2 separate regions of the Homo sapiens genome follow, and region 2 is linked to region 1. Evidence: chromatin loops called from intact Hi-C (ENCODE). Cell type or tissue: endothelial cell of umbilical vein. All regions are shown on one strand. Each heading gives the region's core, and the rest is flanking DNA. Links, peaks and the distances in the headings are about the cores only.

Region 1 (15,441 bases), core at 4,582-12,581:
CCGCCATTCCGACTGACATGAGATGGTATCTCATTGTGGTTCTGATTTGCATTTCTCAAATGATCAGTGATGTTGAGCTTTTTTTCTTATGTTTGTTGGCCATGTAAATGTCTTCTTTTCAAAATTGTCTGTTCATGTCCTTCGCCCACTTTTTGATGGGATTTTTTTGTAGCCATGCTCCTTTCAATAAGGTATCATTAAAATAAATGTTAACACTTTCAAGTTCCAGTTTGTAGTCTACATGTTTATAGCATCATGAGTACAATAAGCTCCTAGTACAACAAAGTAACTTGAGTAACATTTCTGCTTTCTTCCAGTGCAATCTGTCATGCTGTTCTCACACTGTACTAAAATTGTTATATATGAAAGCATGGAAATGCATTAATTCATTTTATTTACTCAACAAATATCTGTGACACATCCACTGCATACCAGGCACAAGGGTGAGAACCACAGACATGACTGAACTCTCGATGCTCTCGGTTAAGATGGCAAGAGTCTACTATATCATTTGAATTTTATTTCAAAACACTTCAACATAAGCTGGGATATGTCCAGTGGCTGTAAGCCAACTGCCTAAAAGCAATGAATTGTCTTAATCTGGAAGACAGGCTCCAAGAGTAGTTAACCAGCTTTTAATCAAAAAGCCACACTCAAGAGACACTACTGCAAGCCAGTCTGCTAGCTATCCTTATCACCAACCAAGAGCAGGTTATGTTAACTAGTATACTTTGGGTCAGAAATGGGCTTTCATATTGGTTAAATTACTGACTTTGTTAATTAGTATTACAGCTGTTGGAACATTTTCAGTGGTGAAATTGATGATATTTGAGGTAAGGGAGTTGACTGGAAATGTCAGAAACACTCTGCCTGTGTGTGACCCAAATATAAAAATCTAGCAGGCCAGATTGTAATAAGCCTCAGAAATGTAAGGCTCAAGGTTAAGAATGGTGCCCTAGGTTTGATAAGTAAATGGCCCCAGGTCCAGCTGCTGATTCCCAGGAATTGTTAAGTCCCTGATGTAAAATGGCAGGAAAACCTGAATTCTGCCTTTGGTGGGCCAAATTCTAAAGATATCATTCCAAGATCCCATCCCCTCATTACTGAATCAAACACAATCTGGGTACGACCATGTAGGGACTCTGCAGATGGAATTAAGAATACTAATTAGATGACCTTCAAATAGATTATCCTGGATTATCTGGGTAAGCTTGCTATAATCACACAGACCCTCGAAAGCAGAAGTGAGAAAAGGCAGGAGGAAGGGTCAGACACTAAAGTGTGAGAAGGAAGCCACCTTTCTGGCATTGAAGATGAAGGAAGGGAACCACAAACAGGAATGCAGGCAGCCTCTAAAGTTGAGAAGAATCCTCAGCTGACAGCCAGTAAAGAAATGGGGACCTAGGCCGGGCTCAACAGCTCACGCCTGTAATCCCAGCACTTTGGGAGACCGAGGCGGGTGGATCACCTGAGGTCAGGAGTTCGAGACCAGCCTGACCAACATGGTGAAACCCCATCTCTACTAAAAATACAAAAAATTAGCTGGGCGTGGTAGGCACCTGTATTCCCAGCTACTCAGGAGGCTGAGGCAGGAGAATTGCTTGAACCCGGGAGTCGGAGGTTGCAGTGAGCCGAGATCACGACACTGCACTCCAGCCTGGGCAACAGAGTAAGACTCTGTCAAAAAAGGAAGGAAGGAAGGAAGGGAGGGAGGGAGGAAGGAAGGAATGGGGACCTCAGTCCTACAGTCACATGGAACTGAATTCTGCCCTCCTGAATGAGCCTGGAAGTGGTTCATCCCCTGAGCCTTAACAGAACACCACCCTGCTACCGTCTTGATTTTGGCCTAAGGAAACCTAGAGAAGAGAGCCAGATGTGCCTGGACTTCTGTCCTAAAGAATTGTGAGATAATAGATTTAAGATAAGCTTGTAGTAATTTCTCAGGGCAGCAATAAAACACTGACATAATGTCTATGAAACACTGTCTCATGTGCTACAGGTAAACACCAAATGCAAGCTGCTGTCAGAGCAGACTCCTGAAAAGGACAAAGCTGGAGCCTCACCAGGCGTATAAAGCAGGTTGTGTGGCTGTGCTGTGACAGCCTACTAATAAATCTGTATGGGCAGAACTCCACCTAAGCCTTATTTTCATTCATGCCTGGTTGTGAGCTCACAAGGAGGAAATCTCTAGCTCTTACTTCCTCTGACTTTTGGTAGTAATTACAATGTGCCATAAAGAATCTAATACCAGCTGGGCATGGTGGCTCACGCCTGAAATCCCAGCACTTTGTGAGGCTGAGGTGGGAGGATCACTTGAGCCCAGGAGTTCAGGACCAGCCTGGGAAACATGGTGAAACTCCATCTCTACAAAAAAATACAAAAATTAGCTGGGCATGGTGGTGCGTGCCTGTACTTGGTGAGGAGGGCGGGGGGTGGGGAGAGCTGAGGCGGGAGGATCACACAAGTCGAGGCTGCAGTGAGTCATGCTCATGCTACTGTACTCCAGTCTGGGTGATAAAATGAGGCCCTGTCTCTGGAAAAAAAAAAAATGCAGCTGATTTCCTTAGCTTTGTAGGAATGGTTAAGAAAATAGCTACAAACAATTGAACAACCACAAACTTTGATTTAAAGATATCCCTGGAGGAAAGATCGATCTTCCTAGAATGGCTAATTTCAGAGTTTGTCTAAGGAACTCAGGAAGTAGGCCTTAAGCCACAGGGCTCTTCTGTTGTTTGCACAAGGAGGAAGTGAGCCCTCCACTGCCTGAAGTAACTGACTCCAAAAGGAAGGCAGGATCCTTGAGAATTTTCTTTCCCTGTGGGTTCAGACCAGCCCCTGGACCAACAGCAACAGCATCACCTGCGAACTTATTAGACATGCAAATTCTCAGCCCCTCCCCAGACCACAGAGTGATTCCGATGCCCCACTCAGGCTTGTTTTTTGTTTTTGAGACAAAATCTCGTTCCGTCGCCCAGGATGGAGTGCAGTGGTGCGATCTCAGCTCACTGCAACCTCTGCCTCCCAGGTTCAAGTGATTCTTATGCCTCAGCCTCCTACAGACAGGCACCACCACACCCGGCTAATTTTTGTATTTTTAGTAGAGACAGGGTTTCACTATGTTGGCCAGGCTGGTCTCGAACACCAGACCTCAAATGATCCGCCCGCCTCAGCTTCCCAAAGTGCTGGGATTATAGGTGTGAGCCACCTCACCTGGCCTCCCACTCAAGTTTGAAACCCACTGGCACGGCCTGTCTGGAGTAGCTATGCAAGACCTTGCCCACAGCCCAAGAAAGCTCAAAATTCAAGTATGAAGACAAAACAGTATGATGTTAAATGACTTGGGAAAAACAGCAGCGGGAGGGAGGAAGGCAGCGATTGAGCTGTACCTGAGGCTGGGGGCACGAGGGGAGACTGGCGTCACTGAATGGGACCACAGAGGTGGGAGGCAGGGGGTTTTACTCTTTCCATTTCCTAAACGAAGTAAAAGCAGTTGGAGGAAGAGAACTTTGTCTCTGTTTAGCTTCTTTACAGTGTTTAGCACAGAGCTATGTACTCAGGTGGGGCACAAATATATATTTCAATAAGAAAAAGTTTATTTCTGCTTTTTAAGTAAATTATACTCATTTGCTATAAATTAGTAACTTCTAAGAAATCCTGTAATTTGGGAATGTCTTCTCCAATATTTACTCAGTACAGTGGCTACCACAGAATTCCATTTCATTTCTGTCAGGGCAGGAGATTCAGAAGTAAGGGGAGGAATGTGAGAAGGGAGATATGGGGAGGTGTTGGAGGGGTTGAGGTGGGGTGAGGGGAGCGTGGGTCCCAGCCCAGTCCCTTGAAAGCTTCCACTGATTAGAAGGTGCTCCACGACCCCTCCCTAACCAGCCAGGAGAGGGTGAAGGCAGAGCAGTCCTATGTCTCACTCAATAGCACTCTCTCTTTCCATCCTCCACAGTGACCAGGTCAAGACTATCCCAGCCTTCTCCAACAAATCTAATACACGCACATACACACTCCACCCTTCGCCCTATACAGAAAAAAATCACCATCGGAAGGGAGCACCTGAAGGAAATTCTTCAGCCCCATCCTCACACCTACCTGCTCTGGCATGCATCTGCATACATCCACACACAGCGAATCCTCTACCTGCACTCATGGGCCAAGATCAGGGTGCAGAGATCAAGGGCAAGAACAGGGAACAGAGATGCAGAACGCAATTGTCTCTAGAGAAATACCTGTAAGCACTGTTGCTCTTAATAGGATTTATGAGTTTAATCAGATTAGGTCCAAAGATTAGCTATGGATCATAGTTTCAACCTGACTAGGTTGCACTGAGACCATTAAAAGGGCCAGCTTGGACAATGAGCTACCACTGCACACCTTTTAGGATGGCTAAAACTTAAAAAACAAAATATAAAAACTGCTGGTGAAGATGCAAAGTAACTGAAACCCTCATACTGTTGGTGAAAATGCAAAATGGTAGAACCACTTTGGAAAACAGTATTACTCTGCAAAAAAAAAAAAAGAAGAAAAAAGAAAAAGAATTGATACCCACTACAACATGAATGAATCAACTGCATTAGGCTAAGCGAAAGAAGCCAGACTCAAAAGGTTATACACAATTCTAAACACGACATCTGAAAAGGCAAAACTATAGGTTTGGAGGACAGTTCAGGGGTTGTCAGGAGTTGGGTGTTGACTACAAAGGAGCAGCATGAGGGAATATTTTGGGGTGAAAGAACTGGTATCTTTGTGGTAGTTACACAACTGTGCATTTGACAGTCACAGATCTGTACAATGAGAAAAAAAAGTTCATTTTTGCTCTATGTTAATTTTAAAAAAACACATTAAATTTTTTTTTTAGTTAGAAAAGAGGGTCTGGCCACTTCAATGATAATAGTGATACCCAGTTATAGGAAGTCCCCAAGTCTCAAATCCTGGGTAAACATCTCTGACCCATGTATAGAGAGCAACAGCTAAAGGCCAGCCCCAGCATCTATCATCTCCTTCCACCTCTGTAAGAAAGCCCTAATTTTTCACTATTTTAAAAAATAGGCCAGGAACAGTGGCTCACACCTGTAATTCCAGCATTTTGGAAGACCAAGGCGGGCAGATGGCTTGAGCCCAGGAGTTCCAGACCAGCCTGGGTAATATGGTGAAACCCTGTCTCTACAGAAAATACAAAAATTAGGTGGGTGTGGTGGCGTGTGCCTGTAGTCCCATGTACTTGGGAGGCTGAGGTGGGAGGATTACTTCAACCTGGGAGGTTAAGGCTGCAGTGAGCCGTGATCCTGCCACTGCACTCCAGCCTGGGCAACAGAACGAGAGCATCTCTCAAAAATAAATAAATAAAAAGTTTCAAACACTTGGAAAGGGACAAAAGAGATAACAGGGTGTACCTTCAGTGGGCCTGGATGTTGCTTATGTAAAGCAGACCCTCCGACAGTATCTTTCCATAGCTGTGTACACTCTTGACTTTCTATTGACTAGTTTACAGGTCTGTAAATTGCAGAAAACTTGGCAGTGCAAATGATTCCTGTCCCTAGCAATGTTTGTCCATACCAATTCTCTGGCAGACAATATAAATCTCTATAACCCAAATTCCTAAACCATTAACATCTTTTTGGATTCCCTAATTAATGAATTATGCTATTGCCTTTCTCGTAACTGCTGGGCGTAGTGGCTCACAATCCTAGCACTTTGGGAGGCCAAGGCAGGTGGATCACCAGAGGTCAGGAGTTTGAGACATGGCCAACATGGCGAAACCCCGTCTCCACTAAAAATACAAAAATTAGCCAGGCATCGTGGTGGGCACCTGTAACCCCAGCTACTCAGGAGGTTGAGGCAGAAGAATCACTTGAACCCAGGAGGCAGAGGTTGCAGTAAGCGAAGATTGCACCATTGCACTCCAGCCTGGGCGATAAGGGTGGGAGTCCGTCTCAAACAACAACAATAGCGGAGAAAATTATGCTTTAGCACCCTAGTGCAATTAAGTGCATAAATAATTGCATTTCCCAGCCTCCTTGGCAGCTAGGTCCACAGAGCCAATGAGAGGTGAGCCAGCATCAGGTAGGATTTCAAGGAAGACTGTTTACAAAGATGAGCCAGCTGGGAGAAACCCCATTTTGCTCTTCTCTTTCCTTCTTCTGGCAGGACATGTGGACATGCTAGCTAGTACTCCAGCAAACATGTTATTAGACCATCAGGTTACCTTGTGTTAGGAAGGTGTGGTAAACTGATAATGGTTCCCAAAGACATACTCCCTGGAACCTATGGTATTTGCTACTTGATTTGGAAAAATCATCTGTGTAGATGTGACTAAGTTAAGGATCCTGAGATGAGGGGCTTATCTAGGTGGGCCTCAACTGCCGTAAGTAAAAGAGAAAGGAGAGGCCAGACACGGTGGCTCATGCCTGTAATCTCAGCACTTTGGGAGGCAGAGGCAGGAGGATCGCTTAAGTTCAGGAGTTCAAGACCAGCTTAGGCAACACAGTGAAACCCCATCTCTACAAAAAAATACAAAAATTAGTTGTGGTGTGTGCCTGTAGTCCCAGCTACTTGGGAGGCTGAGGTGGGAGGATCACTTGAGCTTGGGAGGTTGAGGCTGCAGTGAGTGATGATCCATTGTGCCACCACACCCTATCCTGAAATACATAATTTTTAGCTTTAAGTGAAATTCATTCTAAAAATAATTAAAATTTTTTTAAACACAAGATTGACACATTGAATTTTAAGTCTTGTGAGAAGCCATATTTAAAATTTTTAACCATAATGCACTGAATAGCAATGCAAAATTCATATCATTTGTACATAAAATGCTTCTCTCAACATCAAAAGGCTCAAAATAGTCCCTCCACCATGTAAAGTCAATCTCTCCCTTTCAGAATACTCAATGGAAGTTCAAGATTCTAAAAAAAAATTAAAAAAAAATAAACAAACTACTCCCTCAAGTCCAAGTCCACCATTGTCTACTCCCTATCCCACAGTGCCCACCCTGCTGGTAAGGACTGCCATCTCATTTCTGTTACCCTCTGAATTCTAGAACCTTCCACATGCTATCACAGTCATCCTTTCCCCACAGCACATACACTATTGTCACCTACGTCCTTGTCCATGTCCCCCAGCAGACTCAACTCCTGGGTGTCTCTGGCATCTCTGGCATCTGTACAAAGATGCTATCTCTGAAGTCAGGAGTAGCCCACAGTCCTGTTGCACATGGTCAGAAGGCTGGCATGTCAGACCACATGCAAGGGGCCTCTAACAATCCCACAACAGGCTGCACCTGAGACTGAAAGAAAAGGCAGTATGAAGGCTGGGCTTGCGAGCAAGAGGCACTGTCCTCCTCTGACCTCATTGTTGATGAGCTCACACTGGCAAGCACATGCTTTCCATTATCTGAAACACCTCTTCCCTCTTGCAAACATCAAGCGCAGCAGCAAAGCCATATTTGGGGGCTCAGCCATTATCTGTTTAGAGTCTAAAAAGGACAAATTGCACTCACAGATTGCATAGGTAACCTGTGACATCAGTGAGAGGGGCCAGATAAGCCACGACCGCAGCTCACCTCCTAAGAGTGCCTGCTGCCGTCCCCTGCAGCAACCCAGGCCATCGTGACCTCTCAGCTACCGCATCTGACTTCCTATCAGTGTTCAGCATTCAGGACAAAACAGAGAACAGGGTTTCCACATTAAACATGCTACAGCTCAGGTTGATGTCGAATTTTTATTGGTTAAAGCAACTACAGTCATTGCTTACCTTACTCTAAAACAGGTGATCAAGATTTTACATTACAGTTAGAATTCCTGAATATACAATGATTTATTACAACAGAGTGGCTGCTTCTTGATTTTTTTTAAAACCAACTGAAACTGATCTCCATCTTAGCACCTGCTAACAGTCAATCAGGTCAACCACAGGTCATATGAAACCATCTTCCCAACTCCCCCACCTCCACTGGTTCTGAAGAGTGGGTGTAAACAATGGGTTAAACAATCCAGGATGCAGACAGCTGTTAATCATAACTGGCTCCACATTCCCACACATTACAGTGGACTTCAGTAGACTCCCTGGCTACTTCCTACATAGGCTCAAACCTCTTACGCATGTGTACAAAAACATCTGAAGACATTTGGGGGCAAAGAAGAATGAATATTAAAATAACTGCCCAATCTGCCTATACCAAAGAAAAATATGACAGAGGCTTGGGGTTATAACCTATTCTACTTTTACGCCTCAGCTATTGAACAATTTTGAACAATCAGAGACAAAAAGGCTTACCAGAAAATACATGATTAACAGTATGTCAAACAAAGTAACTACAGAGATTTTTTACTTTAAGATGTCTGCTGTTTGTGTACCCAGTCATGTACAAAGGCAAAGTTAGGAGGTAGCTTCTCTTTTTCTTTAAGAGTTTAAAGTGTTTCTTCTTTTCTAAAGTACTTTAGCTACTCGAACAGCATGCAGACAGGGTAAGAATCACAGAACCTGGCCGAATACACAGCTCATTCAGCATCAACCACAAGGTGGCGCTGCTTCAATGCTGATTCAGATGCACAGCCCTGCTAGAGACGTTTCTCCACCATCAAGGCTACATTTGCTTGTGTCCTTTCCAGGCCGGCCAAAAATGCTTTCTCCTTAAGGTTTCAGGTAACACACATATGGCTAACAGTCTATATTGAGAAAGTAAACCACTGAGGCACAGCAACTCCCTACCCCCATCTTAGGACAGACTCTGACTGCACCTGAGAGGACTTATCTCAGCCTCCCTTAGTTAACAAGGCAACAAAGTGGGGCAGAAAGGCTTGCATACTCCTGAATCACACCCAAGTACAACACTGGGAGTTCATCTTCCCGGGAATCCATACTGATGAAAATAAATGGGAAACAAGACAAATCTCCTATGCAGAAAAATTCCAAACAATTTACATAGATCCTCCACTCTCATGGTGGTGGTGTACACCACCATACCCCTAAGTGTGGGCTGCACACAGCGACTTCCTGCCTTCTGGAGAGTACAGCACACTCCACATACAGCATCTATGCATGCATACAAATGCGTTCATGTTAATATATGGAAGGGGGAGGGAAGGAAACGAATAACTTCACCTTGGAGCAACCTGGCACCCACTACGTTGGCCAGGTGATCGAAGTCAAGACAGTGATAAGCCAGGTAGCTACTGTGTACATCAAAAGATGGGAGCAGAAGGCACTTCACTTCTGTGGTTTCTGCCCCAAAACCTGTAACTCCAGTCTAATCATGAGAAAAACACCAGTAGAGAAAAACACCAGTAGAGAAAAACTCCAGTACAGAAAAATTCCAGTAGAGAAAAACTCCAGTAGAGAAAAACTCCAGTACAGAAAAACTCCAGTACAGAAAAACTCCAGTAGAGGGGCAACCTGCAAAACACCAGCCCAGCACTCCCCAAAACTGCCAAGGTCATCAAAACAAGGAAAGTCTGAGCAACCACCACAGCCAAGAAGAGTCTAAGACCTGACAACTAAATGCAATATGGTGTCCTCTCGGATACTGGAATAGAAAAAGGACATTGGGAATAAGCTTTAAAAAAAAAAAAAAAAAAAAAAAAAAAAAAGGAATAGGCCGGGCACGGTGGCTCACGCCTGTAATCCCAGCACTTTGGGAGGCCGAGGCAGGCGGGTCACGAGGTCAGGAGATTGAGACCATCCTGGCCAACACGGTGAAACCCCGTCTCTATTAAAAAATACAAAAAATTAGCCGGGCGTGGTGGCGGGCACCTGTAGTCACAGCTACTCGGGAGGCTGAGGCAGGAGAATGGCGTGAACCCAGGAGGCGGAGCTTGCAGTGAGCCGAGATTGCACCACTGCACTCCAGCCTGGGCAACAGAGCAAGACCCCATCTCAAAAAAAAAAGGAATAAAGTACAGACTTTAGTAGGTATCAATATCAGTTCATTAACTCTGACAAGTGTGTCATACTAATGTCCTATGTTAATAAGAGGAGACTTGGTATGGAGTGCACGGGAACTCTGCATTCTTTGCAACTTCTCTATAAATCTAACGCTATTCTGAATTTAAATTTTATTAAAAATAGAAGTTCACCCAAGCTTTAATGGTAACTAAGAGGTCTCGTCACATACAGGAGAGTCCTTTTACTTTCTATGTTGTATTTAGGTTGTGTTCCTGACAGTCCTTTCACCCTCAGCATAGAGGAGGGTAAAGCAGCAAACACTGCTTCACTGAAGGTCATGTGAAGGATATGGTGGAAAGGCAGAGTGTGAGGGCTCCTGTGCCATCTGCACCTTTCGAGAGTGATCGAAGGCCACTATTCCGGGTGGCAATGAAGTAAAGTGAAAATGACCCAGGCTTTGGAATTAGACTGAAGTTCAAATCCCAACTGGTTATCAACGAGCAGTCTAACCTTCAGCAAAGTTATAACTAAGCTCTTGGGGCGCTCCATCAACTCACTGTAAGTGGGGTTCATACCTAAGCTGCAGGCTTGAAAATGTTCATGCAGTGTCTAGCACATGGTTGAATAAATGCTAAGTTTCCATTTCTCCTTTCCTTTCCTGAGACAAAAGTTAACATTGGCCAACTACAGCCCAGGGGCCAAATTGGACCACTGAGTGTTTTTATACATAAAATATCACTGGAACACAGCCATGACCACTCATTTACGTATTGTCTAAGGCTGCTCTGTACTACGATGGCAGAGTTACATAGTCGCAACAGGGACTGTGTGGCCCTCAAAGCCTGAGATATTTACTATCTGGCCCTTGACAGAAAAAGTTTGCCTATTCTGCTCAAAGGTCATCAATTGCCATATTTCCAAAAGCTAACAGGTCCTTTGTTTTTTTTTTTTTGTTGTTGTTGTTGTTGTTGTTGTTTTTTGAGACTGAGTCTTGCTCTGTCACCCAGGCTGTAATACAGTGGTACAATCTCGGCTAACTGCAACATCTGCCTCCTGGGTTCAAGCGATTCTCCTGCTTCAGCCTCCTGAGTAGCTGGGATTACAGGCATCTGCCACCACACCCAGCTAATTTTTTTGTATTTTTAGTAGAGACGGGGTTTCACCATGTTGGTCAGGCTGTTCTCAAACTCCTGACCTGATGATCTGTCTGCCTCGGCCTCCCAAAGTGCTGGGATTACAAGTGTGAGCCACCGCGCCCAGCCACTAACAGGTACTTTTCATTCCTTATCATACTTGACCTTCACAGCCTCTGCGTCAGATGCCCTGTTTCAAAATCCTCTTTTCTCTCTTGAGGCCAGCAACCTTAGCTCAGACTCTGCACTCAACTCCTTGGTGCTCTTCACAAGCATGGCTTCGTGGAGCACTCAAAGTTCAAGATAGGCAAAGTCAAACCACTCCACACTGTAGTTAATTACACCAGCACCTACACCTGTGGTAGGGCAGAAACAGCATTACTTGGAATCCCAGGACCAACGAGGGCTGAAATTCTACCTTTCAGAACCTTAGAATTCCTACCCAAAACACAGGAATAATGCCCACCTTGGAAATACTATGAAAATTAAACTGGGGAGAAAAACAAAGTCATGAGGCACAACAGAATATTTTGAATCTTGACCTATCAAGAAAACCAAGCTAGAGCTCGGCAAGCTTCCCAATGGCATGCAAAAAATGAGTTAAGGGTATGCCAGGATATGGATTCTCTCAGCTCTCCGGACCGTTGGGCAGAGTCTGGGGCAGTGCCCGAGGGACAGTTCATTGATTCCATTTGCTGTACAAAAATCTCCTATATGTGCCATGAGATTAAAAGGACTAGGAAGCCCCTGCCTTGAGTACTTTCCTTCTGCACTTTCTTCCTTCCCTAATTCTCATGTACAAACAGGTCACCACAACCTAAAGATTCTTTTTCCTAAAACTTTTTCAAATCAACCTCCACCACACTGCACATTCCCCTGCAGAGTTAAGCCACTATACTGCATTTGACTCAAGGAGTCCCAGTCTCAACCCCAAGGAGGCCTGTGTGAAACAGTTACCGTCCTAGAAACCAAATCTATTTATTTCATCCCTCTTCTGCTTAACTCTGTCATAGGACATCACTGCCAAAATAAAACACCTGGCTCCTCCAATGACACACACACACACGGACACACATACACACACACACACACACACACACACCCTTACCAGCTTCCGAAAGGAGAGTCTCGCTCTTCTCCGTGAGGTCACAACACTTTGTAGACACCTCAATGTCTTCACTGTTGTCATCTCTTGCCAAACTGGGAGGTCCCCAGAGCTTAGAGCCAAGTATTTATTTACCTTTATATCCACCACATCTCTAGTCCAGAGCCCAACACATGGCTGGTGCTCAATAAACTGGTATAAAACAAATGTTTATGGAAGCTCATGAAATCACTGCGTGAAAGACTGAATAACTCAGAGTGCCTCTGAGGCCATTTGCAAAAATAAAGATCACCACCAAAAGTCATCATATCCACCCATACAATGTCCTCTTACAATGAAAGGGATCCTGGAACAGGCTCTCACCAAAACAAGTCCAGGAGAACTGGGGGAGTAAGAGCTCTTGAGATGACCACAGAATAAAATGAACTTTATTTTAAAGCCCAAAGGGCACACAAACTAATAATTTCCAGGTTGAAAGGAAGAAACAGGAAAAGTATACCATAAAAATAATAAAAGAGTGTCAAAATGCAAATAAAAATGGGATTCTCTTAAGCAGTCTGATATATGTTTCTTGCTCATTTCGGGGAAACATGTTGAACTCAACAGGTTTATTTTTTCCTTTCTGGGTATCACACACTACTCTACTAGCAACACTGTCAGTAAGTCAAGATTTCAGGCTACAGTTAAGATGTTTCCCCCCACCTTAAAAGCACCTGCTTGCCTGTTAAAATACCACAAACTATAAGAAAAAATTAACTGTACAGTAAAACCTAAAACCAAGTAAATATTAGTAAATATTACATCCTCAGAAACTAATGGATAGCTCCTTGACCTGGCCACTGATATCATTTCTTCCTGACAATCTTATGGGACTCAGGTGGCCCCTGCAAGGCATCTCTTTACAGCCAGGCCACATCTGTCCTCCCCTCAGGAGGACAGTTGGGTGCTTGGTTGGCTCCCTACCTTCAGTCCCCATAATCTTTGGTATCAGCTCGTTGTCTTGTGAACTGCTTTTCACACTCCTCTAAAACTTGGTTCCTTGTGCTCTCACTGATCTTTATCACTTTTAATAAAAGCTACAATAGGACTAAGAATAAATAAGCATAAAGCATTTGGCTGGAAGCAACACACACTTCAGGAAATGAAAACCAATTAAGTATCTGGCAAGACCCTTCCCACAGAAGCTGTAGATGGGTCAGCTCATCCACAGAGCCGTGCCCACAATTCAAAAACTCAGATCCCAATGATGAATAATTTGGTTTTCATGGTTTCAACAATATTTGCTAACCCAAGTCCAAATGTCAGCAATTAGATTTTTTTGTTCAAAAAATTTTTAAGAGACTGGAGTCTCACTATGCTGCCCAGGCTTATCACAAACTCCTTGGCTCAAGTTATACTCCAGCCTCTGCTTCCCCAGTAATCGGGATTACAAGTGCACTGCTGTGCCTGGCAAGCAATTAGATTTCAAGAGTCCTCCACTGAAGGAGTGGTGCCTTCTCTATTCTCCAGGTGAGAGAAACAGACTAAAGGCAAAAGAGGATGATACAGGAGAGAGGACAATAAAAGGCAGAAGGGGCGATTTACCCCAATCTCAGATGTCAGGACCAGTTTGATGGAACATGGCAAGGGCAGCATTCTTCCAACATATTCTAGGAGCCAGGCACTTTACATTCCTTCCAATCCTCTCAAAGACCCATATGGTAGGTAGGTTATTCTCCTTTCTCAATGAGGAAACCAACTATTAGAGACATTAATTTAGTACTCTTCTAAGGAAACAGAGCCACTAAGAACAAGGACTTGGGATTGACCCCAGGTCTGTCTGTCCTCCTACAATACAATATCCTGGGTAGAATTTTTCTGTTTAGGAGGCAGTAAAAGGGACAATATACTAAAATCATCTAATGCAGCTAAGATTTGCTTAAACTTCTCATGCCCATAATCCCAGCACTTTGGGAGGCCAAGGAGGGAAGATTGCTCAAGTCCAGGAGTTCAAGACCAGCCTGGGCAATATGGCTGAAGGCAACAGGGTGAGGCAGAGAAAACCCTTCTCTACTAAAAATACAAAAATTAGCCACGCGTAGTGACACATGCTTGTAGTCCCAGCTACTTGGGAGGCTGAGGTGGGAGGATCGATTAAGCCCAGGAGGAAGAGGTTGCAATGAGCCGAGATTCCCCAGCCTGGGTGACACAGCAAGACCCTGTCTCAAAAAAATTTTTTTAAAAAATGCCATAAGTTTAAAAAGAAAAAAATCTGCTTAAACTTCACAACCTTAAAAAAAAAAAATACTGGCTGGGTGTGGTGGCTTACACCTGTAATCCCAGCCCTTTGGGAGGCCAAGGCTGGGGGATAGCTTGAGGCTAGGAGTTTGAGAGCAGCCTGGCAACACAGCAGAACCCTATCTCTATAAAAATGCAAGATAAAAAAATTACCCGGCCATGGTGGCATGTGCCTGTAGTCCTAGCTACTCAGGAGACCCAGGTGGGAGGACTGCTTACACCCAGGAGCCCAGGAGTTCAAGGATGCAGTGAGCTGTGATTGTGCCATTGCACTCCAGCTGAGCGACAAAGCAAGAACCTGTCTCTTAGGAAAACGAGAAAAAAAAAAAAAAAAAAGGCTGGGTGCAGTGGCTCACGCCTGTAATCTCAGCACTTTGTGAGGCCGAGGCGTGCAGATCACCTGAGGTCAGGAGTTTGACACCAGCCTGGGCAACATGGTGAAATCCTGTCTCTCCTAAAAATACGAAAATTAGCTGCATGTGGTGGAATCTGCCCATAGTCCCAGCTACTTGGGAGGGTGAAGCAGGAGAATCACTTGCACCTGTGAGGGGGAGGTTGCAGTGAGCCGAGCAAGATGAGATCACACCACGGCACTCCAGCCTGGGCAGCAGAGTGAGACTCTGTCTCAAAAACAAAACAAAAACAAAAAACAAACCAACAAAAAAACCCAAAAAACTTACTGAGAATATTTTGCATGCCTACATTCAAATTTTAATGTACATATGAGTGCATACACATTCATTCAACTCTGAGTGCACATATCTGCTCTAATAGCAACTGTATAACTGAAAAAAGTGAATTATTTTGTAAAAATACTTTCAAGAAAAGAAATCCCTACTGAATTTTCACTGAAGAGCTGTAGTCCACAATCTCTTTCTGACTGACACAACAGGAGATTCTAGTTTGTACGTCTCACTTCAAGACATACAATTTCTGTATCAAATGTTAACACTAGACTCTACAAGGCGTACAATGGGCATATATTTTTCTGTGATTACCAAAGACCTTCAATATCCAAGTGTTACATCCAAAGTCCTGGTG
Region 2 (15,441 bases), core at 5,091-13,090, 180 kb after region 1:
CTGAAATCTCTGCTTCAGTGCTCCTGCCAATGCCATTTTAAAAGCTTACCTTCTATTTGTACACAGTACATATGTTTTCTATTTATAGTTACCTTACTCTTACTCATACCCCCTGTTTATGGATGATTCCTGTTGCCTTATAGTATATGTGCACAACTGCTATGGCTTGAATGTGAGAGACACATTCAAGCCATAGCAGTACATTCTATCTCAAGAAACCACTTTAAGAATCTTAAAGTGTTCATGCGTTGAAAACTTAAATCCCAATGCAATGGTGTTGAGAGGTGGAACCTTTAAGAGGTAATTAGGTCACGAGGGCTCTGCTCTCATGAATGGATTAATGTTGTTATTGCAGGAGTGGGTTAGTTATCTTGGGAGTTGGTTACTGATAAAAGATAAATTTGGCTTCCTTCCTTTCTGGCTTTCTCATGCTCTCTGGATGACACAGCAAGAAGGACCTCACCAGATGCAGAGTCCTCAACCTTGAACTTCCCAGCCTCCAGAATTGTAAGAAACAAATTTCTATTCTTTTTTTTTTTTTTTTTTTTTTTTTTTGAGACAGGAGTTGTCACTCTGTCTTCCAGGCTGGAGTGCAGTGGCGCAATCTCAGCTCACTGCAACCTCTGTCCCCTGGGTTCAAACAGTCCTCATGCCTCAGCCCAGCTGGAATTACAGATGTGTGCCATCACGCCCAGCTAATTTTTGTGTTTTTTGTAGAGATAGGGTTTTGCCATGTTGGCTGGGCTGGTCTCAAACTCCTGGCCTCAAATGATCCACCTGCCTCGGCCTCCCAAAGTGCTGGGATTAGAGGCATGAGGCACTGTGCCAGGCCTAAATTTCTATTCTTTGTTAATGACACAGTCTGTGGTATTCTGTTATAGCAAGACAAGACAGACAAAGACAATGATTTTCTCATCTTTGGTAGCTTTCAGTTTTTGCGACTAATGACAACATCCTCCCTGTATTTCTCACAAAATGTTTTCTAGATAATCTAATTACGTACCTAATCACCATCATTCCTGTTTGGGCAGAGCTTTTGCTCTAGGTAACCTCTTATACCTCAGCCTTGTAGCTTGGCTGCCCTTGAGTCAGTTACCACCTCTGGCAAAATCAGCTGTGGAATAGGGAAGGGACCAGGAGATACCATCAAAGCAAATCCTGTCCGAGGACCATTCAGGGCTACCTACCTAGCTGCCAAGTGGCTGTGGGCGTGGCAAGGTGTGACCAGCTCTTAATGATCACTTTAGGCAGGACACTTAACATTAGGAACCTCAATGGCCTCTTGGAAAAGCGGAAATAACTAAAGGTCTCTCATCTATTTCATTGGATTGTTATGAACATGACTCTATTTTTTGTCTTTATTATTTTATTTATGTATTTATGTATTTTTTTTTTATTTTTTTAAGAGATAGGGTCTCATTCTGTTGCCCAGGCTGGAATGCAGTAGTATGATTGTAGCTAGCTGCATCCTTAAACTCCTGGGCTCAAGCAATGCTCCCACCTTAGCCTCCCGAGTAGTTGGGACTACAGGTGTGTGCCACCATGGCTGGCTAATTTTTTTTTTTTGTAGTGATGAGGTCTTGCTATGGTACCCAGCCTAGTGTTGAACTTCTGGGATCAAGTGATCCTCTCACCTTGGCCTCCCAAAATGTTGGGATTACGGGCATGAGCCACCATGCTCAGCCTGTTGTGAGAATGAAATAAAATATTATAAACTATAAAACATGGTCCAGGCGTGGTGGCTGAAGCCTGTAATCCCAGCACTTTTGGAGGCCGAGGTGGGCAGATCACCTGAGGTCAGGAGTTCGAGACCAGCCTGGCCAATATAATGAAACCCCATCTCTACGAAAAATACAAAAATTAACCGGGCATGGTGGTGTGCACCTGTAATCCCAGCTACTCAGGAGGTAACCAAATCTGTAATATCTCCAAAGGATTGTAATATCCTTTCAATGACTGCACTAAAGTCTACTGTTTTGAGATGCTTTTTTTTTCCAGAGATAGGATCTTGCTATGTTACCCAGGCTGGACTTAAATTCCTGGGACCAAGCAACCCTTCCACCTCTGACGCCCAGTAGGAGGGACTACAGGTATACACCACTGCACCTGGCTAATAGCTCATTTTAGTACTGGACACCTAGCAGCATTTTGTTACACTACTGTTGATGGAGCACCTCACAGTAAAGCAAGTCACACAGATTTTTTGGTTTTCCAATGCACATAAAAGTTATGTTTACACTATACTGTAGTTTAAGTGTGCAATAGCATTATGTCTAAAAGAATCAATACCAGCCGGGCATGGTGGCTCACGCCTGTAATCCCTGCACTTTGGGAGGCCAAGGTGGGTGGATCACGAGGTCAGGAGATTGAGACCATCCTGGCTAACACGGTGAAACCCCGTCTCTACTAAAAATACAAAAAAATTAGCCGGCAGCACAATGGTGGGAGCCTGTAGTCCCAGCTACTCGGGAGGCTGAGGCAGCAGAATGGTGTGAACCTGGGAGTCGGAGTTTGCAGTGAGCCGAGATCACGCCACTGCACTCCAGCCTGGGTGATAGAGTGAGACTCCATCTCAAAAAAAAAAAAAAAAAAGGAATCAATACCATACCATTATTTAAAAATACTGTAATTTAAAAATACTTTATTGCTAAAAACCATAAACCATCATGAGACTTTAGTGACTTGTAATCTTTTTGCTGGTGGAGGGTTTTGCCACAATAGTGATGCCTGCTGACCGATTAAAATGGTGGTTGCTGAAGGCTGAAGTGACTGTGAAAAAAAAAATTTTTTTTTTTGAGACAGGGTCTTACTGCACACCACTGGAGTGCAGTGGTGTGATCTCAGCTCACCGCAGCCTTGACCTACTGGGCTCAAGTGATTCTCCCACCTCAGCCTCCCAGGTAGCTGGAACTACAGGCACATGGCACCATGCCTGGCTAATTTCTTGCAGTTTTTGTAGAGAGGGGGTTTCACTATGTTGCCCAGGCTGGGCTGTGGAAATTTTAAAAAATAAGACAACAATGGACTTGGTGTCTCACGTCTGTAATTCCAGCACTTTGGGAAGTCGAGCCCGGAGGACTGCTTGAGGCCATGAGTTCAAGACTAGCCTGGGCAACATAGTGAGACTCTGTCTCGGGGAAAAAAAGACAACAATGATGTTTGTTGCACTGATGGATTCTTTCCTTCATGACAGATTTCTCTATAGCATGTGATGCTGTTTGATAGCATTTTACCATAGAAGACCTTTCAAAGTTGGGGTCAATCCGCTCATACCACGCTGCAGCTTTACTGAGTTTATATAATATTCTAGATTCTTTGCTGTCATTTCAACAATGTTCATAGCATCTTCATCAAGAGTAGATTCTATCTCAGGAAACCACTTTAAGAAGCAACTCTTAATCTGTTCATGTTTTATCCTGAGATTGCAGCAATTCAGTCACATCTTCAGGCTCTACTTCTAATTCTAGTTCTTGCTATTTCCATCACATCTGCAGTTACTTACTTCTGTGAATCTTGAACCCCTTAAAGTGATCCATGAGGGTTGGAATCAACTTCTTCCAAATTCCTGTTAATGGTGATATTTTGACTTCCTCCCATGAACCACAAATGTTCTTAATGGGGAATCCTTTCCAGAAGGTTTCCAATTTTTTCCCCCAGATATATCAGAGGAATCACTATCTATGGCAGCTATGGCCTCACAAAATATATTTCCTAAATGTTAAAACATGAAAGGTAAACTGACTCTTTGATCCATGGAATACAGAATGGATGTTGTGTTAGTGCACATGTAAACAATATTAATCTCCTTGTACATCTCCCTTAGAGCTCTTGGGTGACAAGGTGAATTGTCAATAAGCAGTAATATTTTGAAAGAAATCCTTTCTTGTAAGCAGTAGGTCTCAATAGAAGGCTTAAAACATTTGTGACACCCCACCGGGTGCAGTGGCTCACACGTAATCCCAGCACTTTGGGAGGCCAAGGCGGGTGGATCACCTGAGGTCTGGAGTTTGAGACCAGCCTGGTCGATATGGTGAAACCCTGCCTCTACTAAAAATAGCAAAATTAGCTGGGCCTGGTGGCACATGCCTGTAATTCCAGCTACTTGGGAGGCTGAGGCAGGAGGATCACTTGAACCTGGGAGGCAGAGGTTGCAGTGAGCCGAGATCGTGCCATTGCACTCCAGTCTGGGTGACAAGAGCAAAACTGCGTCTCAAAAAAAAAAAAAGTGGTAATCATGCTATAAATAGATGTGCTGTCACCAAGGCTTTGTATTTCCATTTATAGAGCACAGGCAGAATATATGAAGCGTAATTCTTAAGGGCCCTAGGATTTTCAGAATGGTAAATAAGCATTTGCTTTGGTTTAAAGTCACCAGCTGCATTGGCCCCCGCAAAAGGGGTCAGCATGTCCTTTGAAGCTTTGAACCGAAGCATTGACTTCTTTTCTCTAGCTATGAAAGATCTAGAGGGCACCTTCTTCCAGTATAAGCCTGTTTCATCTACACTGAGAATGTGTTGTTTAGTGTAGGCACCCTCATCGATGATCTTGCTAGATCTTCTGGATAACTTGCTGCAGCTTCTATATCAGCACTTGCTGTTTCACGTTGCATTTTTATATTATGGAGATGGCTTTCTTTAAACCTCATGAGCCAACTTCTGCTAGCTTTGAATTTTTCTTCTGCAGCTTTTTCACCATTCTTAGCCTTCATAAAATTGAAGTGAGTTAGGGCCTTGCTCTGGATTAGGCTTTGACTCAAGAGAATATTTTGACTGGTTTGATCAGTCCAGATCACTCAAACTTGCTCCATCTCAGCAATGTTTGTTTTGCTTTCTTATCATCCATGTGCTTAATGAAGTAGCACTTTTCATTTCCTTCAAGAACTTTTCCTTTCTATACATAACTTGGCTGTTTGGCACAAGAGGTCTAGCTTTTGGCCTATCTTGGCTTTTTTTTTTTTTTTTTCTTGAGATGCAGTCTCGCTCTTTCACCAGGCTGGAGTGCAGTGGCGCAATCTTGGTTCACTGCAACCTCCGCCTCCCGGGTTCAAGCGATTCTCCTGCCTCAGCCTCCCGAGTAGCTGGGACTACAGGTATGTGCCACCACACCCAGCTAATTTTTGTATTTTTAGTAGAGACAGGGTTTCACCATGTTGGCCAGGATGGTCTCAATCTCTTGACCTCGTGATCTGCCCACCTCAGCCTCCCAAAGTGCTGGGATTCTATCTTGGCTTTTGACATGCCTTCCACACTAAGCTTAATTGTTGCTAGCTTTTAATTTAAGGTGAGAGACATGTGACTCTTTCTTTCACTTGAACACTTAGAAGTCAGTGTAGAGTTATTAATTGGCCTAATTTCAACATTTTTGTGTTTCAGAGAATGGGGAGGCCCAACAAGAGGGAGAAAGATAGGAGATTGGTTGTTGAAGAAGTCAGAACACACACATTTTATGGATTAAGTTAATCATCCTCTATGGATGCGGTTTATGGTGCACCAAAACAATTACATGGTAACATCAAAGATCGCTGATCACAGATCACCAAAACAGATATAATAATAATGAAAAAGTGTGAAATATTGTGAGAATTACCAAAATGTAACACATAGACACGAGTGAGCACATGCTGTTGGAAAAATGGTGCCAGTAGGCTTGCTTGATGCCAGGGTTGCAGCAAATCTTCAATTTGTAAAAAATGCAGTATCTGTGAAGTCCAGTAAAGTGAAATGCGGTAAAATGAGGTATGCGTGTATTGCTTATTTGGAGACTTTATAAAGATGGAAGCATATAGTATAAATATACAGTTGACCTTCCATATCTGCTGGTTCTGCATCCACTAATACAGCCAACCATAGATCAAAAACATATTTAAAAACCCAATATGACAATAACAATACAAATTTAAAAATATGGTATAGCATAGCATTTACATTGTATTAGGTATTATAAGTAATGTAGAGAGACTTTAAATTATACAGGAGGATGTGTGTAGGTTATATGCAAACACTACACCAGTTTATAGAAGAGACTTGAGCATCTGCGGATTTTGGTATCTGCGAGGGCCTGAAACCAATCTCCCACGGATACTGAGGGATGACTCCACACCGGTTTACCTGTCTATGCCACTGGTGATGGACATTTGGTTTGTTGCCAGTCTGGGGCTATTATTACCAAGCTGCTATGAACATTCTTGTACATGACTCCTGGCATGAGTGTATATGCATTTCTTTAGCGTAAATATATGGCTAGGAGTAGAAATATTGGGTGATAAAGCTGGGCATGATGACATGTACCTGTATTCCCAGCTCTTCAGGAAGCTTGCTGGAGCCAGGAGTTTGACAGCAGCCTGGGCACCATAGGAGACCTGTCTCAAAAGGAAAAAAAAAAAACGGAAACGTTGGGTGACAGAGTACGTAAATCCTCACCTTGACTACAGAATATTTTCCAAGTGGGTTCTCCATGTACATCCTCACTAGCAATTTAGAAGAGTTCTCCCTGTTCCACATCCAAAAAATGATTCTTCATTTTGAGATAATATCCTTCTGTATGAAAAATACTTTTATAAAAAATAAAAAATAATGATGGTTAACAGGTTGCTCTTTTTACATGCCAAAATAAAGATCTACTAGTTCCATTTAGGAACTTCTAAGCTTTTCCTCTGAAATTCTATTGGATCATGACATCTCAAATGCTGTAAACCATTGTTGCACAGAACATACACAGTGTAGATTTTTTTTTTTTTTTTTTCTTGAGACGGAGTCTCACTCTTGTTGCCGAGGCTGGAGTACAGTGGCGCCATCTCAGCTCACTGCAACCTCCACCTCCTGGCTTCAAGCAATTCTCCTGCCTCAGCCTCCTGAGTAGCTGGGATTACAGGCACGTGCCACCACGGCTGGCTAATTTTTGTATTTTTAGTAGAGACGGGGTTTCATGTTGGTCAGGCTGGTCTCGAACTCCTGATCTCATGATCCACCCACCTCGGCCTCCCAAAGTGCTGGGATTACAGGCATGAGCCACCGTGCCTGGCTCTTTTTTGTTTTTTAACATCAAAAACCACTTAATGTATATAGTAGTCAGCCTCCAAGATGGTCTGCAGTGCACCTCCTTTCTTGGTATTCATGCCTTTGTGCAGACTATTCCCACATATTAGGTAAGGGCTGGTTTTGCAAACAATAGAAGTGTCAGTGAATGAGTTCCCCAAACTAGGTCATAAAAGACATTGCTGCTTCAACATTGGAGCAATTGCTTCAACATTTGGATCAATCACTCTGCAGGGAGTCAGCCACCATGTGAGGATGCTCAAGCAGCGAGATGAGTAGGCCCATATGGAAGAGAACCAATTTACCAACGCCAACTTGTGAATGAAGTGAATGAGCCCCTTGAACACAGAGCCTTCAGCCTCAGTCAAGCCTCCAGATGATTTCAGTCCCCCAGTCCTTGAGTTTTCCAGCTGAGATCACAGAAATCATAAAGCAGAAACAAGCCATGCCCTTCTGCCCTGTCTGAATTCCTGATTCACAGAAACCATGAGATAATATATGATTATTTTTGATTTTAGCCCCCAGGTTTGGGGATAATTTGTTACACAGCAAGATATAACTGATACAACTCACATGACCATCAAGGAAGGTCAAAAATTGGCCAAAAATTTGGATTTTTGAATGACTTCACACAGCAATATAAAGATCTAGTACTTCTATTTAGGCCTTAATTTTTTTTCTGAGTCCAATTATGCCTCTAGATTTAATTACAAGTTTAGAAGAACTAGAAGTGACATGGAGATATGTTAAACAAACACACTGCAGAGAATATAGGAAATTCTAAAGCACAAATTACTCATTTTCTTCAATCAATAAACTGAAAAAACAAGATGAGGAGGGGAACCTGTAAATTAAAAGAGGCGTAAGAATAGGTTGTATTCTTCCCAATAACAGATGCTGTCTCCTATAGGGAAAATTACACTTCCCGTCTCTCTGCTGACATCAGCTTTGACCATGCGGTTTGCTTTGACCAGTGAAATGTGAGCAAATGTGATGGTTGATTGCTACTTCTGAGCAGAAACTTTAAAAGACATTGTGTGTTTCAGCCATTCCTCATTTCCATCTGCCAGGAACTGGGCATATCCCAAACACAGATTGTTTCTTTAGCTTGTAGCCAGGAGTGAAGAGGATGCAGGGCTGACTCACAGTGGAAACTCACGTGAGCAGGAAATAAATCTGGGTTGTTGTAAGCCACTCCAATTTTGAAGTTGTCTGCTAAACATAACAGCATAACATAATGTACTCTGACTCATATAAGTAATGTTTCAAATACAATATGTAAACCTTGTTAGGATCTTGACTTATGGGACAATTGAAGAAATTTGAGTACGTACTAGATATTTTTGATGATAATTAAGAAATTGCTATTAATTTTTTAGGTGTGTGGATGGTATTGCAGTTAGGTTTAAAAGAACAAAAAGAGGCCGCTCATGCCTGTAATCCCAGTACTTTGGAGGCCGAGGCAAGAGGATTGTTTGAGTCCAGGAGTTCGAGTACAGCCTGGACAACATAATGAGACCCCATCTCTATTTAAAAAATAGAGAACAAAAAGAATTCCTATATTTTGGATACATGTTTCAGAGGAAAGGGAGAGTAGGTGAGGGAATATTTGAAACAAGGTTGGCCATGAGTGGACAACTGTTGAGCCGTGTGGTAGATACATGTCAATTTATCATACTATTCTCCCTACTTTTGTAGATGTTCAGAAATTTCCATAATAAAAACTTTTATTTTTTTTTAGACAGAGTCTCGCTGTGTCGCCTAGGCTTGAGTGCAGTGGCACTATCTCGGCTCACTGCAACCTCTGCCTCCCGGATTCAAGTGATTCTCCTGCCTCAGCCTCCTGAGTAGCTGGGATTACAGGCGTCTGCCACCACGCCCGACTAATTTTTGTATTTTTAGTAGAGATGGGGTTTCGCCATGTTGGCCAGGCTGGTCTTGAACTCCTAACCTCAAATGATCCACCCACCTCGGCCTCCCAAAGTGCTGCGATTACAGGTATGAGCCACCATGTGCAGCCCATAATAAAAAGTTTAAAAGAAAGGGTTTGTTGACATGATTCCCAGAGTTGTCCCTTGACTCCCAAAGGGGTTCAGAAAATATGGGAGCTGGAAGGATTGAGCTGACCACTTAGGTTTATGAGTGTGAATACACAAAATAGATGTTTGGGTCAGGCCTCAGGAATAAGATACTGAGACTGATTATGTTCAGTGAGAAAGATGTTTCCTTGGGAGCATTACATCAGGTCAGAGCAGTATCAGGGAAAGTTTGAGAGCACTGGAGAGCTGTAGGGAGCTGAGGTGTCAGCCTCCACCTCAACTGAGAAATAGGAGAGGTGTGGCGTAAGTAGACGCATTATCCGCCTATTGGCTAAAAACAAATGTAGTATCTGTTCCTATCAGTTAAAGCATCAAATGTGGTCTCTAAGTTCAGGGAATTAAATTAATATTTGGAATTGGGAGATGGTTTGGGAGCTTGCTCTATCCTCTCCATGCCTCAGCATGTAATTGCAATGCTTTCAGGAGTGGTGCATTCCTTTTGAGTTAATGACAGATTGTTTTCTTTTGTTCCCCTAGTGTTCTACAAAGTGCTCTAATTCACTGTTAATGAGGCTCCAGACTGCATTTCCACCATTTGTGCTGCAAAAAATAGAGTTTCCCATAAGTGAAGTTGACAAAGCAGTGGGCTTGAGCTATCTTGCCAGTACCACATCCAAGAGAGTGTTGGACAAGAAGATCACTTGAGTGAGGGGCAGCCTGGGGTGAGGGGGAGAACAGGCTGAGCTAGAAATCCCACGTCAAGGGACTGTGTGCCGGGACATGTGTCCCCAGGGAGCAACAACATGGGCAGCTACAGAGGGGGAAGAAGTTCTCTTGGAGTTACAGAGGCAGCAGCAACCTCGGTGACAGCACCCAGTGCCCACCCCCTCCATCCCTTATCTAGAGGAGTCAAGTAAAATGACCGTGCCTCTCATTCTGTCTTCCAAACCTAGGGTGGTCCTCTCTGAGAAAGGAGGAGAAGATGGGTATGCAAGAGCAGATATAGCTCCCATCCTTGCCCTTGCTGGACTGGCAGGTACTGGGACAGTGGGGCAGGAGAACAGAGAACTTGAAATTCCCTGCTTTTGACATTTTGTTTTTGTGATTGAATTTCAAAATGAATGGGATGCCATGTGTGGTGGCTCACGCCTGTAATCCTAGCACTTTGGGAGGCCAAGGTGGGTGGAAGACCTCAGCTCAGGGGTTTGAGACCAGCCTGGGCAACATGGTGAAACCCTGTCACTATTAAAATACAAAAAATTAGCTAGGTGTTGTGGTGCATGCCTGTAATCCCAGCTACTCGGGAGGCTGAGGCATGAGAATTGCTTGAACAGGGAGGCAGAGGTTACAGTGAGTCGAGATAGTGCCACTGCACACCAGCCTGGGGGATAGAGTAAGACTGTCTCAAAAAAAAAAAATAATAATGAAACAGAGCATTTAGAAATGGGACTGGGAAGTTATGGAATTGAATGGAGACATCATTAAGACATCAAGAGAGCCTAATGCCCAGAGTAAAGCAGGGATTCCACAAGAATAAGCTGAGAGCAGTCAAATAGTTTCATGCTTACACCCCAATGAGTTGTTGCTCCTCAATGATTATAGGGTTTCTTCACTTCCCCTATCAATACAACAAAAAACAAAAACAAAACCTTTGGTTAAGATCCACTTCAAAGTAGACAAAGCCTTTCTTTGGCAATTGCCCTCTGAATCTTTCTTCCCTTCTGCCTTCTCTCCCTCATCCTGCAATAAATCCATGCCCTCCTGCTACCCTCCTTGCAATTAACAAGAGCCAAACTTATGTACCATCAAGGACACTAAAAATAAGTATCTATATTTTCTTCTAATATTTTGCCTACTGTGACCTACTTTCAGTTAAATTTCAAAAGCAAACGAGTGAGATGTGTCCTAAATAAACATGCCTATGAACTCTGCTGTGGTGTTGGCTGCATAGTTTTTGTACCATAACCAAATACTTGTTTTCTATACAGAGCAAAAATTTAAAAGATTTCCTGTGTTGATATGTTGATATTTAAATTATAAAATTCCACTTGCTTCATCAAAAATCTATTTCTTTGAGGACCGTTTCCCACTGATAATTCTGGTATTAAAGAGCTCTAGTTAGTGCTACCTCTGATGTGCCCAAGTCACATGTAGAATCACTTCCAATCTGCCCACACATCTGAAAATACATTTTCCAGCAATTATAATATCAAGAGCTGTGAAGCTTCCTTGCAAACACAGCATTGTATCAGCCGATGTTATTTTAATCATTCACTTTTAATGAGACACCTATGAATATCTTTAAAAATCAGAGTCAAAGGCAGGCTGTCACCTAAAAAAAAAGTCAAGTTGTGGTTTGAGGGTTTTACCGACATTAGACAATTATTGTAATAATTTAAATACTTCAGCTTAAACAGCAAGATATATGTTTGTGCTTTCAAAGTGAGTTCTAATATTCACCCTAGCAGTTGCTAATTAACATTTGAAGTAGTCTGATGGGGAATAACCCTCCAGGGGGTGGTTTGTTAGCATTTAAGGGCCCTAATCAGCACCTTGGACTTGGAATCTATAGCTACTATAGCTCCTTCAACTATTCCTTTCTGAATCTACACTAGTGAATTTATTGTTTAGCATAAGAGATGTTAGAAATAACTTCTTAGGCTGGGCGTGGTGGCTCATGCCTGTAATCCCAGCACTTTGGGAGGCCGAGGCAGGAGGATCACTTGAGGCCAGGTGTTTGAGACCAGCCTGGGCAACGTAGTGGAACCCCATCTCTACAAAAAATAGAAAAAGTTAGTCCAGTGTGGTAGTGTGTCCCTGTGGTCCCAGCTACTCAGTTTTGGGTGAGCCCAGAATGGTACTCCAGGCTTAGGTGTTTGTTTAGTATTGTGCCTGCCACTGAAGGCAGCACCCAGTAGTTTGATCCACTGGATTCTGCTCTGGGGCATTGTGGCGTCTGGTTCAAGTGAATACTTCATGGAAGACTATGGCCAGAGAGTCTGGAGCTCACCAAGCTTATGAGGCTGATTTGCCTGACTCAGGCTTGTTTGCTGATAGGCCCAAGACTCACTTTCATGGACCTCATCACCCAGTGACCCTGTGCAGGGGCAGAAGATCCAAGCTCCCGTGACTCAAAGGGGTGAAGGCCCCAGCAAGGCACTAACAACAGTGTACCACCAAACTGATTTGAACAAGTTAACAACATTTAACTATCCGCAAGTAGTTACCATGAGATGTATTTAATAATAATTTTTAAAAGAGGGCCAAATAGGAAAAAAAAATCTACATGTGATGGTCAAACTTCAAGGAAGATTTATAGAAAAACATGTGGCTTTGTCTATATAATTATAATAATAGAATTATATGGGGCTTACTATGTGCCAGTAACTATTCTAAGCCATACCTTAGTAAAGACATACTATTATCTTAGTATTATTATTATTTTGGAGGCAGAGTTTTCTGTGTTGCCCAGGCTGGCCTTGAACTCCAGGGCTCAAGTGATCCTTCTGTCTCAGCTTCTTGTATTCAGAAACCAAGGGACTACAGGTATGCACCACTGTGCCCAGCTCATCACATTATTATTCCCATCTTACTGATGAGGAAACTGAAGCACAAAATGTGACTTGTCCTAGGTTCTACAGATCAGGTAAGTGGGGGAGCAATGATTTGAATTCAGGCAGTCTGACTCTGGAATCCAGGCTTGTACCTGATTTAGATACCGTAGTTTCCTTTCTGAAGAATAACAGTTGGTATGTGACTAGAAGCCACAATAGGAATTTATAGGGTTAAAGAAAACTGGACTTGCTATAAAAGCCCAGGGGAAAACTAAGGAATTCTGAGGTTTTCCTTGACTTCAGGAAAGGCTCTTACCAACAAGAGATTTTTTTTCTCTCAAGCATCATTTCAGCAGCAGACTTCTGTGATGAATTAAAAATAAAGATCTGTCGCTTGGTTGATGATGTGTATAACAGTTTTCCTAGACGCAACAAAACTGTGGAATTTTAGAAGGCTTTGAAGAAAAAGGCAGACAACTTGCCTCTCTCTTTTCCGTATTTGACTTCCTTTCTTTTTATATCTCCCTATAATATCTTATACCAGAACAACCATTCACACATGAAGTTACTGATCTAAGTCACAGCAAAACATTCATGTTTTTCTATGTTCCTTTCAGCCTCTCAGTGAGGGCAAAAGTTGGGATAATCTGATTACTAGCATGGTTATTTAGTGGACTCTTCACCAGCAGCTGTAAACCTGATCTTGCATCTTTCCTTTGCAAGTTCCTCTCTGGCCATGGCTCTTAGAGGGGACATAAACCGCCAGCCACAACCATCATTCTATGGATTTTTTTAAAAACCCATTTACTCACCTTAATTTCTGCAACAGAATTTTATCCACATATTAAATAAGTGAGTGTTTGGAGGTCCACTCAGGGCCCCTTCCCATTTTCCTGTCACTAAGGCAACGTGGTACTCATCAGCAGCAGCCCTGTCTCCCCAACTAGCTCCGTGTATATTCAGGATCCTGGTGAATGACTCATTCAACCACATTACACAGAGCTATAGAAAACTGACCCTGAGCATAGCAGACTAACAATGGTTTTGGGGGCTGCCAGATTCCAAAACTTTTAGAGGTTCTAAGATATTTAGGGTTCTTGTAACTGTTACTTAGAAAGTTGTCAAGTATTTTTTAAAAAAATCCCCAGTGTTTGCATGTACCAGATTGTTTTTATGTAAAAGTATAATAGTTAAATAATGTATTCATCAAATTTGAATTGAGTATTAGGAATTAATCCCAATGCAAGAAATTTAAGAGGAAAAAGATATAGACCCTGCTGATCTGTTGGGCTGTTTTGGTTGCAGGTGATAGTAACTTAAAATAGCTTAAAAAAAAAAAGGAAATGTATTGACTCATGTAACTGAAAAGTCTGGGTGTAAATTTCAGGCATCACTGGATCAAGAGGACTCAAATGATCTCATTAGGACTCCTTTTTCTGTTTTCATCTCTGCTCATCTTTGCCTGTTTGTGTGCTGGCCTCATTTTCTCTTACCAAAGATAGCTTCCTCCACTATAACCTGAATGAATGGCTATAAGAAGCTCCAGCTTAGATCATTTTTGGAGCTCAAAGAAGTACAGGAATAGAGATCATCTCTCAATAAGAATCCACTTATCAAAAATCTAGAAAGATATTGATTGGCTCTACTTGATCACATGCCCATCTGACTGACCAATCTGGTTAGGGAAATGAAGTCCTCAGATTGGCCACACTTTGATTACCTGCTTCTCCTTTGGATGAGGAGGGTTTACTAGCAGTTGTACAACATGAAATATGTTTTCCACACAGGGAAAGGAGCAAACGATGGACAAAAAGAACAGATATTCACTGTGGTAGTCAGCCCCCAAGATGGCCCCAAATGATCTCCACCTCTTCATACAGTCATGTGTCACTTAACAACGGGGATACATTCTGATAAATGTGTCCATAGATGATTTTGTCATTGTGTGAATGTCATAGAATATACTTACACAAAGCTAGATGGTATTGCTCACTACACACCAAGGCTATATGGTATAACCTATTGCTCCTAGGCTACGAATCTGTACAGCATGCTACTGTATTGTAGGCAATTGTAACATAATGGTGAATGTTTATGTATCTAAACATATCAAAACATAGAAAAGGTACAGTAAAACTATGGTATTTTGATCTTATGGGATTACCATCTTATTTTTGGCCCGTTGCTAACAGAAATATTGTTATGCGGTACATGACCATATTTACACATTCTTCCATAATCTTCTCCTACATGGAATCACGGCTGGCCTGCATGACCAATAGAATATGCAGAAGTGGTGGTGTGTGACCTTCACGGCTAGGTCATAAAACACATTGACGCTTTCACTGTGCTCTGTCTTATATTACTGGCTCTGAAGGAAGTCAGCCACCATGTTGTGAGGATACCCAAGCAGCCCTGTGAAGCGATCCATGTGAAGAGTGTATTAGTCCATTTGCCTTGCTATAAAGGAGTACCCAAGACTCGATAATTTATGAGGAAAAGAGGTTTATTTTGGCTCATAGTTCTGCAGACTGTATAGGAAGTGTGGTGCTAGCATTTGCTTCTGGAGAGGGCCTCAGGAAACTTATAATCATGGCAAAAGGCCTAGGAGCCAGTGTGTCACATGGCGAGAGAGGGACCAAGAGAGAAGGAGGTGCTAGGCTCCTTTTTAAACAAGCAGATCTCACATGAGCTCATTACTGTGGGGAGGGCACCAAGTCATTCATGAAGGATCCACACCTGGGAGCCTCCCACCAGGCTCCACCTCCAGCATTGGGAATCACATTTCAACATGAGATTTAGAGGCCACAATCA

The links. Hi-C counts contacts between places; a loop is a spot of excess contacts. Peaks named below come from ENCODE experiments on the same cell type or tissue, not always from the same donor. Only the 100,000 strongest peaks of a DNase experiment are listed, where the experiment ranks them.
Region 2: it touches region 1 in a loop (7-fold over the local background); 2 of 110 quality-filtered maps call a loop at or near these places.

What each region holds. Positions count from the first base shown.
Region 1 is chr2:159,111,851-159,127,291 of GRCh38, reverse strand. The region is part of intron 4 of TANC1 (tetratricopeptide repeat, ankyrin repeat and coiled-coil containing 1); the gene reads right to left. Among named protein-coding and RNA genes, the nearest start is that of MIR6888, 67 kb to the left of the region's middle. RefSeq lists enhancers at 2,680-3,191, 3,192-3,705, 8,381-8,675. In endothelial cell of umbilical vein, for the core only: a CTCF peak has its summit at 8,518 (motif pointing right); DNase peaks (open chromatin) are centred at 8,061 and 8,531; H3K27ac peaks cover 762 bases.
Region 2 is chr2:158,929,929-158,945,369 of GRCh38, reverse strand. It overlaps the pseudogene RNU2-21P. Among named protein-coding and RNA genes, the nearest start is that of TANC1, 31 kb to the left of the region's middle. In endothelial cell of umbilical vein, for the core only: no CTCF peak of the experiment used is centred there; a DNase peak (open chromatin) is centred at 8,159; H3K27ac peaks cover 1,852 bases.